Regions from separate parts of the Homo sapiens genome. Here region 1 is linked to region 2. A link is a contact called in ENCODE Hi-C or POLR2A ChIA-PET data. All regions are on one chromosome and are shown on one strand. Each heading gives the region's core, a stretch centred on a gene start or an enhancer-like site at or near the end of the contact. The rest is flanking DNA. Distances are from core to core; before and after follow the strand shown. Region 1 has its middle 10 kb from the start of AVP. Region 2 holds the start of PCED1A (PC-esterase domain containing 1A).

Region 1 (6,356 bases), core at 3,533-6,032, 250 kb before region 2:
ATCCTTTTCATTTTATATTTTATTTTATTATTTTTGGAGTCAGAATCCTGCTCTGTCACCCAGGTTGGAGTACAGTAGGGCAATCTTGATTCACTGCAACCTCCACCTCCTGGGTTCAAGCGATTCTCCTGCCTCAGCCTCCTCAGTAGCTGGGACTATAGGCACGCACGACTACACCCGGCTAGTTTTTGTATTTTTAGTAGAGACAGGGTTTCGTCATGTTGGCCAGGCTGGTCTCGAACTCCTGGCCTCAAGTGATCCACCTGCCTCGGCCTGCCAAAGTATTGGGATTACAGGCGTGAGCCACCGCACTGGGCAAGAAATCCTTTTTAAAACATTCTAAGGAACCCAGCTTGTTTGGAGGAGAATAAAGATATGGATTAATCTTAAATATTGCTTAAACTACTGAAATAATAGAAATAAGATTTAAAGATAATCCATTTTAAGACAAGAAAGAAGGAAAAAGAAGTGAAAGGGTGTCATAGTAAATGGAAAACAGAAGCAATGAAACCAGAAGTTCGAGACCAGCCTGGGCAACATATGAGACCATGTCTCTATAAAACATTTTTTTAAAAATTAGCTGGTGGCAGGCTGGGCGCGGTAGCTCACGCCTATAATCCCAGCACTTTGGGAGGCCGAGACAGGCGGATCACGAGGTCAGAAGATTGAGACCATCCTGGCTAACACAATGAAACCCTGTCTCTACTAAAAATACAAAAAATTAGCCAGGCATGGTGGCCGGCGCCTGTAGTCCCAGCTACTCAGGAGGCTGAGGCAGGAGAATGGCATGAACCCGGGAGGCAGAGCTTGCAGTGAGCCAAGATGGCACCACTGCACTCCAGCCTGGGTGATAGAGAGCGAGACTCCATCTCAAAAAAAAAAAAAAAAATTAGCTGGTGGCCGGGGGCGGTGGCTCATGTACTTTGGGAAGCTGAGGTGGGCGGATCACAAGGTCAGGAGTTCAAGACCAGCTTGGCCAATATGGAGAAACCCCGTCTTTACTGAAACTACAAAAATTAGCCAGGCGTGGTGGTAGGCGCCTGTAGTCCCAGCTACTTGGGAGGCTGAGGCAGGAGAATTGCTTTAACCTGGGAGGCGGAGGTTGCAGTGAGCCAAGATTGCGCCACTGCACTCCAGCCTGGGCAACAGAGCGAGACTCTGTCTCAAAAAAAAAAAAAAAAAAAAAAAAAAACTGGCATGGGCCAGGCACGGTAGCTCATGCCTGTAATCCCAGCACTTAGGGAGGCTGAGGCGGGTAGATCACCTGACGTCAGGAGTTCAGCCTGACCAATATGGAGAAACCCTGTCTCTACTAAAAATACAAAATTAGCCAGGTGTGGTGGCACATGCCTGTAATCCCAGCTACTCGGGAGGCTGAGGCAGGAGAATCGCTTGAACCCGGGAGGCAGAGGTTGCAGTGAGCCGAGATCGTGCCATTGCACTCAAGCCTGGGCAACAAGAGAAAAGTCTGTCTCAAAAAAAAAAAAAAAAATTAGCTGGCATGGTGGGTTGGGCTTGTAGTCCCAGCTACTTGGGAATCTGAGGTAGGAGGATAGTTTGATGACCGCGCCACTGCACTCCAGCCTGAGTGACAGAGCTAGACCGTGTCTCCACAATAACAAAAAGAAAACAGAAGCTAAATGTTTGCAAATGAATCCAAGTAGACGGGCAGCCACCATCAATGTTAACAGATTCAATTTGCCTTGTTAAAACCGGAGCTCTCAGGTTGAATAAAAAATAAAATCTTTGCCGGGCGTGGTGGCTTACACGTGTAATTCCAGCACTTCCAGAGGCCAACACCGGAGAATTCCTTGAGGCTAGGAATTCGAGACTAGCCTGAGCAACATAATAAGATCCCATCTCTACAAAAACATAAAAAATAAAAATCAGCTGGTCGTGGCGGTCGGTACCTATAGTCCCAGCTACTTGGGAGGCCGAGGCAAGAGGATCAGTTGAACCCAGAAGTTTGAGGCTGCAGTGAGCTATGATTGCACCACTGCACTCCAGCCTGGGCAACAGAGCCTATCTCTAAAAAAACACACACTTACGCCTGTAATCCCAGCACTTTAGGAGCTGAGGTGGGTGGATCACTTGAGGTCAGGAGTTCAAGACCAGCCTGGCCAACATGGTGAACATGGCCATCTCTACTAAAAATACAAAAATTAGCTGGGTGCGTTGGCAGGTGCCTGTAATCCCAGCTACTTGAGAGGCTGAGACAGGAGAATTGCTTGAACCTGGGAGGCAGCGGCTGCAGTGAGCTGAAAAACACACCACTGCCCTCCATCCTTGGCAATACAGCAAGACTCTGTCGCAAAAAAAAAGAAAAGAAAGAAAGAAAGAAGATGAAATGTAATAAAGGTATAAATCAGTGAAACAAACACTATGGAGATTCAACACAACCAGAGGTTGGTTCTTTAAAACAATCACATAAAAGGAGTCGGGTGCAGTGGCTCACGCCTGTAATCCCAGCACTTTGGGAGGCTGAGACAGGTGGATCATTTGAGGTCAGGAGCTCGATACCAGCCTAGCCGACCTGGTGAAACCCCATTTCTACTGAAAATAAAAAAATTAACCGGGCAGTAGTGGCACATGCCTGCAATGCCAGCTATTCCGGAGGCTGAGGCAGGAGAATTGCTTGAACCCAAGAGGCAGAGGTTGCATGAGCTGAGATCACGCCACTGTACTCCAGTCTGAGCAACAGAGTGAGACCCTGTCTCAAAAGAAAAAAAAAAAAAATCACATAAAAGGCACCAACAGAGAAGACCCGGCAGCACTGCCTGGAATTGGCGTACCCTTGGGGGCTGGGGACAACGGTGTGTCACTCGGGGGAGTGGACAAAGGTGAGAGTTAGCAGGGCCAGACCTGCAGGCCTGTTGGACATGTCTGGGCATTGTCCAGAGGGCAATGGGGAGCCATGGACAGGTTTTGAGCGGGAAGTGGCATGGTCAGTCAGGGAGGCAGGATGGGATGGCTCTGAAGATAACCTGGGGCCAAGCCCAGGCATGTGAGGCAGGCCAAGGCACTGGGAGGCCAGGGGCAGGCTGGGGCAGGGAGCTTGGGAACCAGGACTGATAGGCTCCTCGCTCAGTAGTTCTGCCCGGCTTAGCTGTGTGGTCCCGGACAAGCCACGGGGTCTCTCTGTGCCACAGGGTCCCCACAAGTGAAGTGATCTGTACAAGTCTACCAATGCCTTCCAGCCTGGGGCCGGGGACAAATACCCCAGTTACTGACCCAGCAGCCAGTCCCGTCCCTCCTCTTCCTCACCAACAGGACCCCATTTTGTCAGGGGCCTGTGAGCACACCTAATCTTAGGGGTGAGCTTTGGCTGGCCTAACCCAAAGAAGGCAGCCGGCTAGTGGTGCTTGTCCAGTCTGGAGGGATTTAGGGGTGGGGACTCTGGGCAGGTTTCTCCTCCCTGAGAGCGGAGAGGCTCAGAAGAGGGAACCCATTTTGTGGCTGTCCCCTTGCCACAAGGAGGGACACTCAGACATGTGGAGGGTACCAGACAGGAGTGGGGAAGCCCTAGATGCCATCCCTGAATTTCAGCCAGGCCTGGGACCACCCACTTCCCAACTTGAATTATAGTAAATTACAAATGTCTTTGGGGTTTAGTCACTGCTATTTTATTTTGTTTATTTTATATTTTATTATTATTATTTTTTATAAGACAGGGTCTGACTGTGTCACCCAGGCTGAAGTGCAGTGGCACGATCATAGCTCATTTCAGCCTCCGGTTCCTGGGCTCAAGCCATCATCCTGCCTCTGCCTTGCTAGTAGTTGGGACCACCGGCATGCACCCCCAAGCCCAATCTTTTTTTTTTCCCCTTCAAAGATGGGTTCTGACCATGTCACCCAGCCTGGAGTGCAGTGGCTATTCACAGGCAGGATCCCACTACTGATTAGCACAGGGTTTTCACCTGCTCCATTTCTGATCTGAGTCGGTTCACCCCTCCTTAGGCAACCTGGTGGTCCCCTTGCACCCGGGAGGTCACCATGCTGATGCTGAACTTAGTGCAGACGCCAGCTAGGCATAGCCCACGGCAGCCCAGGCAGGAGTGCAGTGGCGTGATCATGGCTCACTGCAGCCTGTACCTCCTGGGCTCAAGCATCCTCCTGCCTCAGCCTCAGGAGTAGCTGGGACTCCAGGCGCGTGCCCCAGCACCCGGCTCTGCTAGGGTTTTGTGGCAGTAGCGTGGTGAAGGGCACAGACCCTGGAGCCTGAGTTTGAATCCCAGGTCTGCTGTTTATCACTTGTTCGTTGAATAACTTGGGCAAGTTATTCAACCTCTCTGCCCCTCAGTTTCCTGTCTGCAAATAGAGATAAAAATACTTCCTCCTTCACAGGGTTTATGTGATTCAAGGAGGAAAATATACGTAAAAGGCTTAAAACAGTGATGCTGGCACACACTCCTTTTTTTTTTTTTTTTTTTTTTGAGACAGAGTTTCACTCTTGTTGCCCAGGCTGGAGTGCAGTGGCGCAATCTCGGCTCACTGCAACAGCCGCCTCCCTGGCTCAAGCGATTCTCCTGCCTCAACCTCCCGACTAGCTGGGATTACAGGCGCCTGCCACAACGGCCGGCTAATTTTTGTATTTTTAGTAGAGATGGGGTTTCACCATGTTGGCCAGGCTGGTCTTGAACTCCTGATCTCAGGTGATCCACCCGCCTTGGCCTCCCAAAGTGCTGGGATCACAGGCGTGAGCCACCGCTCCCGGCCCCACACTCTGTGTTTTTATTGCCAGTGGTTTAGCACGTTCGTAGGCCACGCGTCCTGTATGACGTCCCTACCACACACACGCGCGCACACGCACACACAGCTGGGTTCTCTCTTTCACATCCCTGCACAAGCTGTTTATCCCTCCAGGTGTGTCCTCCCCGTCTCCTTTTCCGGGGAATTTCAGTCCCCAGCCACAGGCAACGAGTACACCCCGTAGAAGCCCACCCCGCGCGGCGGCCTATCCTGCCCACTCGCCCCAGGACCCCTCCGCCGGCCCGCGCGCCCCAGGTTGGAGGGGTGAGGTGGGGTCTCTCTGGGCGGAGGTGGAACTCTCAATTGGCAGCCTAGGGCGAGGCTCACACGTGGACCCCCGGACCACCACGCGCCTGGCAGCGCGGCCTCTCTGCGCTGGTTTCCTTCACCGGCGAGCGGCGCCGCTGGGCCTGGGGCCTGGGGCTCAGACGGGGCCCTGCCGGGCAGGCGGAAGGGCGAGCGTGCAAGCCGGGGCCGCCTCCGCTGCAGCCCCCTCCGCTGCCGCCTGGATCGGCCGCTTCCCCCTCCCAGCCGCCCGGATCGGCCGCTTCCCCCTCCCAGCCGCCCGGCTGATGGCGCTAAGTGATTCCGGGCACCGCGCTCCGGGGTGGCGCCGACCCGCGGGGCCCTGGGGGCCGCCGGAGCCGTGCTCATGCTGCTCTTAGCAGTCTGCGCACAGCGCGCCTCATTAGGGGCCGCCGGGCCGACGGGGACGTGCGCCCAGCGCTGCGCCTCCCAATCTGTGCTCGACCCCGGCCCCCGAGCTTCCGCGCCCTCGGGTCCCCGAGGCCCGCGCTGTTTCCTGTCTCTCCTGGTGACTTCACTCTTCATCTCAGCACCCGCGGGTGTCTGGCTGCGTGGGGGCTGGGAGCGCGGACAGGCCTAGCTCTTCCTTAAGTCTAGCAAAGGGAACGTCTGTGGGACCCCAGGGCCGCAGTCATTGTCCCCGGCGGGTGCGACAGGCCACGTCACTTGGAACACGGAGCTAGGGTTGAGCGTCTCTAGATGCGAGTCTACAGGTCTTGCTGCCGTACAGGTTTTCCATATAGAAACGAGTTTGTCAAAAATATTTTTCTTCGTTTATTTTGCCTTTTACTTAGGTTATTTTTGCAAGTTAAAGAATTTTTATTGTCTTTTCATTTCTGATTTCTTTTAAAAGTTTAATGTAACCCCCCTCTAGAGATACGATAAATATTCAGACCTGGCTTCCCGCATCCCCTCCCCGCCGCTCCCCGGCCCTCGTCAGCTGATTTTTTTTTGAGACGGAGTCTCACTCTGTCGCCCAGGCTGGAGTGCAGTGGCGCGATCTTGGCTTACTGCAACCTCCGCCTCCTGGGTTCAAGTGATTCTCCTGCCTCAGCCTCCCAAGCAGCTAAGACTGCAGGCGCGCACCACCATGCCCAGCTCATTTTTTTTTGTATTTTTGGTAGAGACGGGGTTTCACCATGTTGGCCAGGATGGTCTTGAACTCCTGACCTCGTGATCTGCCCGCCTCGGCCTCCCAAAGTGTTGGGATTACAGGCATGAGCCACCGCGCCCAGCTTGTCGGCTGATTTTATTCTATTTAGCTCTTCAATCCAGCTGAGATGTGCCTTGGTCTGGAAAGA
Region 2 (6,439 bases), core at 2,273-4,772:
GTGAAACATGCTCTTATATTTTCCTGTTAACCTGCCCGCCCCCAAAACCCTATTTTTTAACAGAGGTCTAGAACCTGTTTGGGTTCAAAGCCTGACTCCACTACTCAATAGCTGTGTAACCTGGTCACTAGTTGTATAACCTGGCCTCTCTGTGCCTCGGCTTCCTCATCAGTAAGATGGTACCTACCTCATGGGATTGTAAGGCTTAAGCAAGTTAAAACACATAAAGTACTTAGCATGTTTAGTACATAAGAAAGGCTCAATAGCTGTTAGCAACTTAAAACATAAATATCCTCCCCAGCAAGCCTTAGACCCCTAATCCTTTCTGGCAGTACAGCACAGGTAAGAGTAGATTAATCATTCAGATTGTGTCTGTGGCATGCACCCAACACATACATTCTTTTAAAACCTTATTAACATGTCAACAAAGCAAAGACTACATCTGACAAATAAGAGCTCTGTGGTAATGAGGTCAATGTCTGCAGTACTCTTTGATTTAATAAGCCTGGGTAGGCAACAGGTATCTTCAAAATAATACAAGTAAAGTTGATATTTTAAAAGTGAATGTTGTATCAACTAGCTGGTGTGTAAATACTAAATGACATGGCTACCTTGGTCAGCTGAAATTCCTTCTCCACAGAAACAAGTTGAAATCATTTCCTACTGCATTTATGGATTTTTAATGAAGTTTTTGCAATTTTTTCATACTGCACAGGCATATTTCTTTTCTTTTTTTTTTTTCCCCAAGATGGAGTCTTGCTCTGTTGCCCAGGCTGGAGTACAGTGGTGCGATCTTGGCTCACCGCAACCTCCGCCTCCCAGGTTCAAGCAATTCTCCTGCCTCAGCTTCCCGAGTAGCTGGGATTATAGGTGTGTGCCACCACGCCCGGCAAATTTTTGTATTTCTAGTAGAGACGGGGTTTCATCATGTTGGCCAGGCTGATCTCGAACTCTTGACCTCGTGATCTGCCTGCCTCAGCCTCCCAAAGTGCTGGGATTACAGGCGTGAGCCACCACGCTCGGCCAATTGCACAGGCATATTTCTAAGAGAGAATTATAAATAAACAACAAATGCAACAGGTCTCTAAAAACTGCCACAGGGCACTTGTCCATCTAGGAAGTATATCACATTAGGTACCAAAAATTACATTTAAAAGTTTTAATATGTCAGTGAGAATGGTATACAGTTTCATTAGCACAAACAAATGTCTTCTATTTAAGTAAGACCCCCATGCAATGTCTTTGTGATCTTTACTTGCAATCCATAACATATATCTATCTATCTATCGATAGATACATCTATCTATCTATCGATAGATACATCTATCTATCGATAGATACATCTATATGTCTATCTATAGATAGATACATCTATATGTCTATCTATAGATAGATACATCTATATGTCTATCTATAGATAGATACATCTATATGTATCTATAGATAGATACATCCATATGTCTATCTATATATAGATACATCTAGATGTATCTATATATATATAGATACATCTATATATCTATCTATATCTATCTATCTATAGATAGATATAGATAGATATATCTATATATAGACGGAGTCTCACTCTGTTGCCTGGACTAGAATGCAATGACGCTATCTTGGCTCACTGCAACCTCCGCCTCCCAGGTTCAAGCGATTCTCCTGCCTCAGCCTCCCAAGTAGCTGGGATTACAAGCACCTGCCATTATGCCTGGCTAATTTTTGTAGAGACAGGGTTTGACCATGTTGGTTAGGCTGGTCTCAAACTCCTGGCCTCAGGTGATTCACCCACCTTGGCCTCCCAAAGTGCTGGGATTACAGGCATGAGCCACTGCGCCTGGCCTAAAATAATATTTTTAATTTTTCAGAGGGAGTATGCTATGTTGCCCAGGCTGGAGTGCAGTGGTTATTCACAGGTTCTAACATCGGTCCCTACACCCTCAAACTTCTGGGCTCCAGTGATCCTCCTAACTCAGCCTCTCCAGTACCTGGGACTATAGGAACATGCCACAAAGCTCGGCCCAGTAAAATATTTTTAAAAAACTTTAATGGGCAATTATTACATAGCAAGCACTGTTCTAAATATGCACTGGTGATAAAGAGAAGCAAGAAACATGCTTTTGGCCGGGCTCAGTGGTTCACGCCTGTAATCCCAGTACTTTGGGAGGCCAAGGTGGATAGATTGCTTAAGGTCAGAAGTTCAAGACCAGCCTGGCCACCATGGTGAAACCTCACCTCTAGCAAAAAATACAAAAATTAGCCGGGCGTGGTGACAGGGGCCTGCAGTCTCAGCCACTCGGGAGGCTGAGGCAGGAGAATCCCTTGAACCCGGGAGGCGGAGGTTGCAGTGAGCCGAGTGCCCCTGCACTCCAGCCTGGGCAACAGAGGAAGACTCTGTCAAAAAAAAAAAAAATGCTTTCAGCCCTGAAGGAGCCTGGTTTAGCAGAAGAAACCTATACAAATGTCGCCTAAATATACAAATAGACCATACCTAAAAGACCCTAGCACTGGGCCCAGTGAGGCCCACAGGATTCTATTGGGGGAGAATCAGGCACAGTTCCAGAAAGAACCCTTGAACTACTAAGTCCTGAAGGATGCGCAAAATTCTTCAGTGAGATAAAGAGAGAAATGGCAGTATCCACAGAAACTGCAGACTGGTTAGGGCCTTGTAATTCTGCGCAGCTGGAACGCAAGATTTGGGTAGGAGAGCGGTAGATGAGGTTGGAGAGACAAACGGGCTGCCTTACAGATAGACGTTCCACGAGAAGTTCGTAGTTTTTCCTATTAGGGAAGCTATGGGAAAATCCTAATCTGGGTAACGATGTAACGGGTTTACACTTTAGAAAAATCCGTGGTTTAGGACTCTACAACTCCCATGGGCGGGCTGCCCTAACCCAGGGGTTCCCACTTCCGCTGTTCCGGGATTCACGGACGACTCGCCCCCTTTTCCCAGCCTTGGTCAGCACTGTTACCCCGCCCGCCGTGCGATCCCGCCCCCCTCGGAGCGCCCCTGTGGTCTGACTTCAGCAGCACTTTCCGGCAGGAGACTGGGCACTCGCTGTCACCCGCGAGCTGCCTCCCTCAGCGAGATCTGAGCATCTTTCCGGAGGCTAACAGACCTGGGCTTCGGGGTGACCACTGTGCTTGCCTCAGTTTCCTTTTCTGGAGCAGGGGAAGGCCCGGCTCCCTGCCCAAAGGCGGCTGTGCGCTAAGTGGCAGACGCTCGGGGAGAGCCGGCGCGGGGCGGACCCCAGCGCCAGTAGTGACAGGGGCGAACGCCGCCGGGAGACTCCAGCCGGCGGGCGAGCAGGGTAAGCCAGGCCGTGGGCGGGAGGGCGGGGCAGCTCACCGGTAAAAGGCAGAGTCCCCGAGTGGGTTCCAGTTCGCCGTGTAGCAGTCCATGGCTGGTGCAGACGGCAGCTGGGAAGCACCGAGGGGACACCCACCTAGAGCGGGCTCCAGGCCGGCACTTCCGCTTCCGCCCGTCCGGGTCACGTGGCGAGGCCGCCGCCGCGGCCATCACCACTGTGGGCAGCCTCACTTGGCTGCCGCCCCGAGACCCCAGCCCGTACCTGGGCTTCGCGCCCGCCAAGTGGGCCCAGCCCTGGCTCCTGCGCCCTGTGGCGGCCACCTCCATCGCCTTGCTTTCCCTTCGGGCACTGGGGGTCGCTCAGGGCGGGACATGGGTGAACGGAAGTGGAAGCTGTGAGCGTCGCAGCCCGAGGCGCCGAGGCCTGAGGCGCCGTCGGGGCCACAGCGACGCTCGCATGGAGAGCGCTGGGCGCTGGGCTGTGCACCGACGGCTAACCTGGACCCACGGTCTCTGCGGGGCGGGAGCTTTGCAGAACCGACTGGCCGACTGGGGCGCGGGAACATGAGGCTTGGCTAGGAGCCCGCTGCGGGCCAGGCGCGCGGTGCGCAGGCATACCCGGGTCGCGGGTGAACACCGCGGAGCCCCGGGACTTGGTAATTGGCGCGAGCGGGTGCGCGCATGCGCGGGACGGCGGCGGGCACGTGGCGAGGCGCAGGGCGGCGCCGCGCGGGAAGCTCCCCAGTGCCCTGGAGGCCTGCTGGCTGGACGACCCCCTGCCTCTGGTACCAAGTGTGACCAAGGCTGGCGCCACCATGGCTCTGCTGCCGTCACCTCCTCCCTTTAGCATTGAGCAGCCCCGGAGGGGCTAGCCCTGAGGCTGACCTGCCCAGAGTCCCCACCATCGCGCTGCTTAGTGGCCTCTCCCTGCAGCCTGTCGTTGCTGGTGGCGGCATGGTCTTCTGTCTGTCGAGCGAGGAGCCGCGCCGCCCGCTGCGAAGCGACATGGTCCACTTCCAGGCCTCGGAAGTCCAGCAGCTGCTACACAACAAGTTCGTGGTCATCTTGGGGGACTCCAGTGAGTGCCTCTTCTAGGGTGACGCTTCCAGTCCCACACCTTGCAGCCCGTTCAGTGTGTCTGGACCATTTGTTTCCATCTCACATCTCTTGTCTGTCTTCTGGTCTGTTCCGTCCAGTAGGTTTTCTCTTTTTATGTCCCACACATCTTCCACAGGAGTCCTGACAGGTGTAATAACCTGTGCACTTTTTAGCCCATCCTTGCTCAGCATTTCTCGCCCTGACAGCTCCCCATAATTTCCATCACGAAAGCGTTGCATTGTGTAGTGTGTCTCCTGGGTGACTTGGCCGACTTAATTTCTGCCAGGTGATCTTGGGTCACTGTATACTGCTGGCCAGGAGGCACACAGAACAGAGGCAATGCCAGGACTTTTTAACCTCATCTTTTCTCCTGCGTCTAAGTCAACCACAGAGCTGGTGTCGGGCACCTCAGCCCTGGGAAAATGGGGTCCTGGACTTGGAAGGAGCTGGGGCAGGCTGAGGTCTGCCTCAGCCTTGGGATCTCTGTCTCCTCCCAGTTCAGAGGGCTGTGTACAAGGACCTGGTGCTCTTGCTCCAGAAAGACTCACTGCTCACAGCTGCCCAGCTGAAAGCCAAGGTGAGGGAAGCTTGGTGGCCATGTCAGTGGTGGGTGGGCACAGACCCTGGCCTGGCAGGGTTCTCCTCCCTGGCATGGGTCTGACCAGTAGGGTGGGGGGGGTGGGTAGGGGGAGCTGAGCTTTGAACAGGACCAGCTGGTGGCTGGGGGCCAGCTGGGCGAGCTGCACAACGGGACACAGTATCGTGAGGTCCGCCAGTTCTGCTCGGGCTCTGGCCACCACCTTGTGCGCTTCTACTTCCTCACTCGTGTTTACTCCGAGTACCTTGAGGATGTTCTGGAAGAGCTGACATATGGACCTGCCCCGGACCTGGTGATCATCAACTCCTGCCTCTGGGATCTCTCCAGGTTGGGGCGAGGGAAAGGGGAATACTGGTTGGGGCTGGAAGTACGGCTGAGGCAGTCCACCCTTGTGCTCTTGCCCACCCTGTGTGTTATCCAACAGATATGGTCGCTGCTCAATGGAGAGCTACCGGGAGAACCTGGAGCGGGTGTTTGTGCGCATGGACCAAGTATTGCCAGACTCCTGCCTGCTGGTGTGGAACATGGCGATGCCCCTCGGGGAACGTATCACTGGGGGTTTCCTCCTGCCAGAGGCAAGTGACTGAGGCCCATCAGGACAAGAGATGGGATAGCAGACTGGTAGATAGGACACCCTGCTTTCAGACCCTGCTGCGTTCTGTGGCTCTTAGAGGCTGCACTTTCTCACTTAGCTCCAGCCCCTGGCAGGCTCCCTGCGGCGGGATGTGGTTGAAGGGAACTTCTACAGTGCTACGCTGGCCGGGGACCACTGCTTTGATGTCCTAGACCTCCACTTTCACTTCCGGCATGCAGTACAGCACCGTCATCGGGATGGTGTCCACTGGGACCAGCATGCACACCGCCACCTCTCACACCTGCTTCTGACCCATGTGGCTGACGCCTGGGGCGTGGAGCTGCCCAAGCGTGGCTATCCCCCTGGTGAGCCCTACCATAAGTGGGGGGGTAGTGATGCACTGGGGCCCTCAGAGGACAGGGCTCAGAAACAGAATGGGACACAGCCACTCAAGGGAAGTAGAGGTCCCTTGAAGGACTCCTGTGGCTTCTGCATGCACCTTCCTCAACCCCTGAGGAGGGTTAGATCATCGGAGCAATATTCTTGTCCAAGTTCCAGTTTTCTACAGTCTGGCTGTGTAGTCATTTCTGTGTGCTTGAAGGAGCTTGTACAAGTATTGACCACATAAGGCAGCATGTTGCAAGGGTCCTACCCAACAGATTAACAGGAAAGAAATGGGGCATGGGTGTGAGGAGTGGAAAGACAGGGAGGAAGGGCCATCCAGGCAGTGTGGCAGAAGCAAAGAAGCCCACAGCTGGGGGGTGGGGGTACAGTCAACTGGCAGGGTGTGGAACAGGGATGTTGCATCGGGAAGGCCAGCCTTATGGACTTGGGCTCAATGGACAGTGTTCCATAGGCT

Evidence for each region. Hi-C counts contacts between places; a loop is a spot of excess contacts on that map. ChIA-PET counts read pairs that join two places held with the same protein, here RNA polymerase II (POLR2A). Pooled maps may share reads with other maps.
Region 1: a pooled map shows a loop between it and region 2 (2.5-fold over the local background). The contact joins the enhancer-like site here to the promoter of PCED1A in region 2. A Hi-C loop is called at or near these places in 1 of 50 pooled maps. POLR2A ChIA-PET finds 5 or more read pairs at or near these places in 3 of 52 experiments (AG04449, GM10248 and WTC11).

The regions. Positions count from the first base shown.
Region 1 is chr20:3,091,982-3,098,337 of GRCh38, reverse strand. It overlaps the pseudogene RN7SL555P. Among named protein-coding and RNA genes, the nearest start is that of AVP, 10 kb to the right of the region's middle. RefSeq lists enhancers at 4,755-5,255, 5,256-5,756. Within about 2 kb of position 4,782, at least 3 of the 41 ENCODE cell types and tissues checked have a DNase peak (open chromatin) inside an H3K27ac peak, as active enhancers do.
Region 2 is chr20:2,837,738-2,844,176 of GRCh38, reverse strand. It overlaps PCED1A (PC-esterase domain containing 1A), which reads left to right and starts at 3,522. Exons shown (of 8, transcript NM_022760.6): 1 at 3,522-3,966; 2 at 4,244-4,388; 3 at 4,906-4,985; 4 at 5,095-5,333; 5 at 5,431-5,581; 6 at 5,699-5,945. The coding sequence starts at 4,265. VPS16 (VPS16 core subunit of CORVET and HOPS complexes) reads right to left here and starts at 3,432. Exons shown (of 24, transcript NM_022575.4): 1 at 3,350-3,432. The coding sequence starts at 3,402. RefSeq lists enhancers at 2,624-3,155, 3,689-4,220, 5,697-5,996.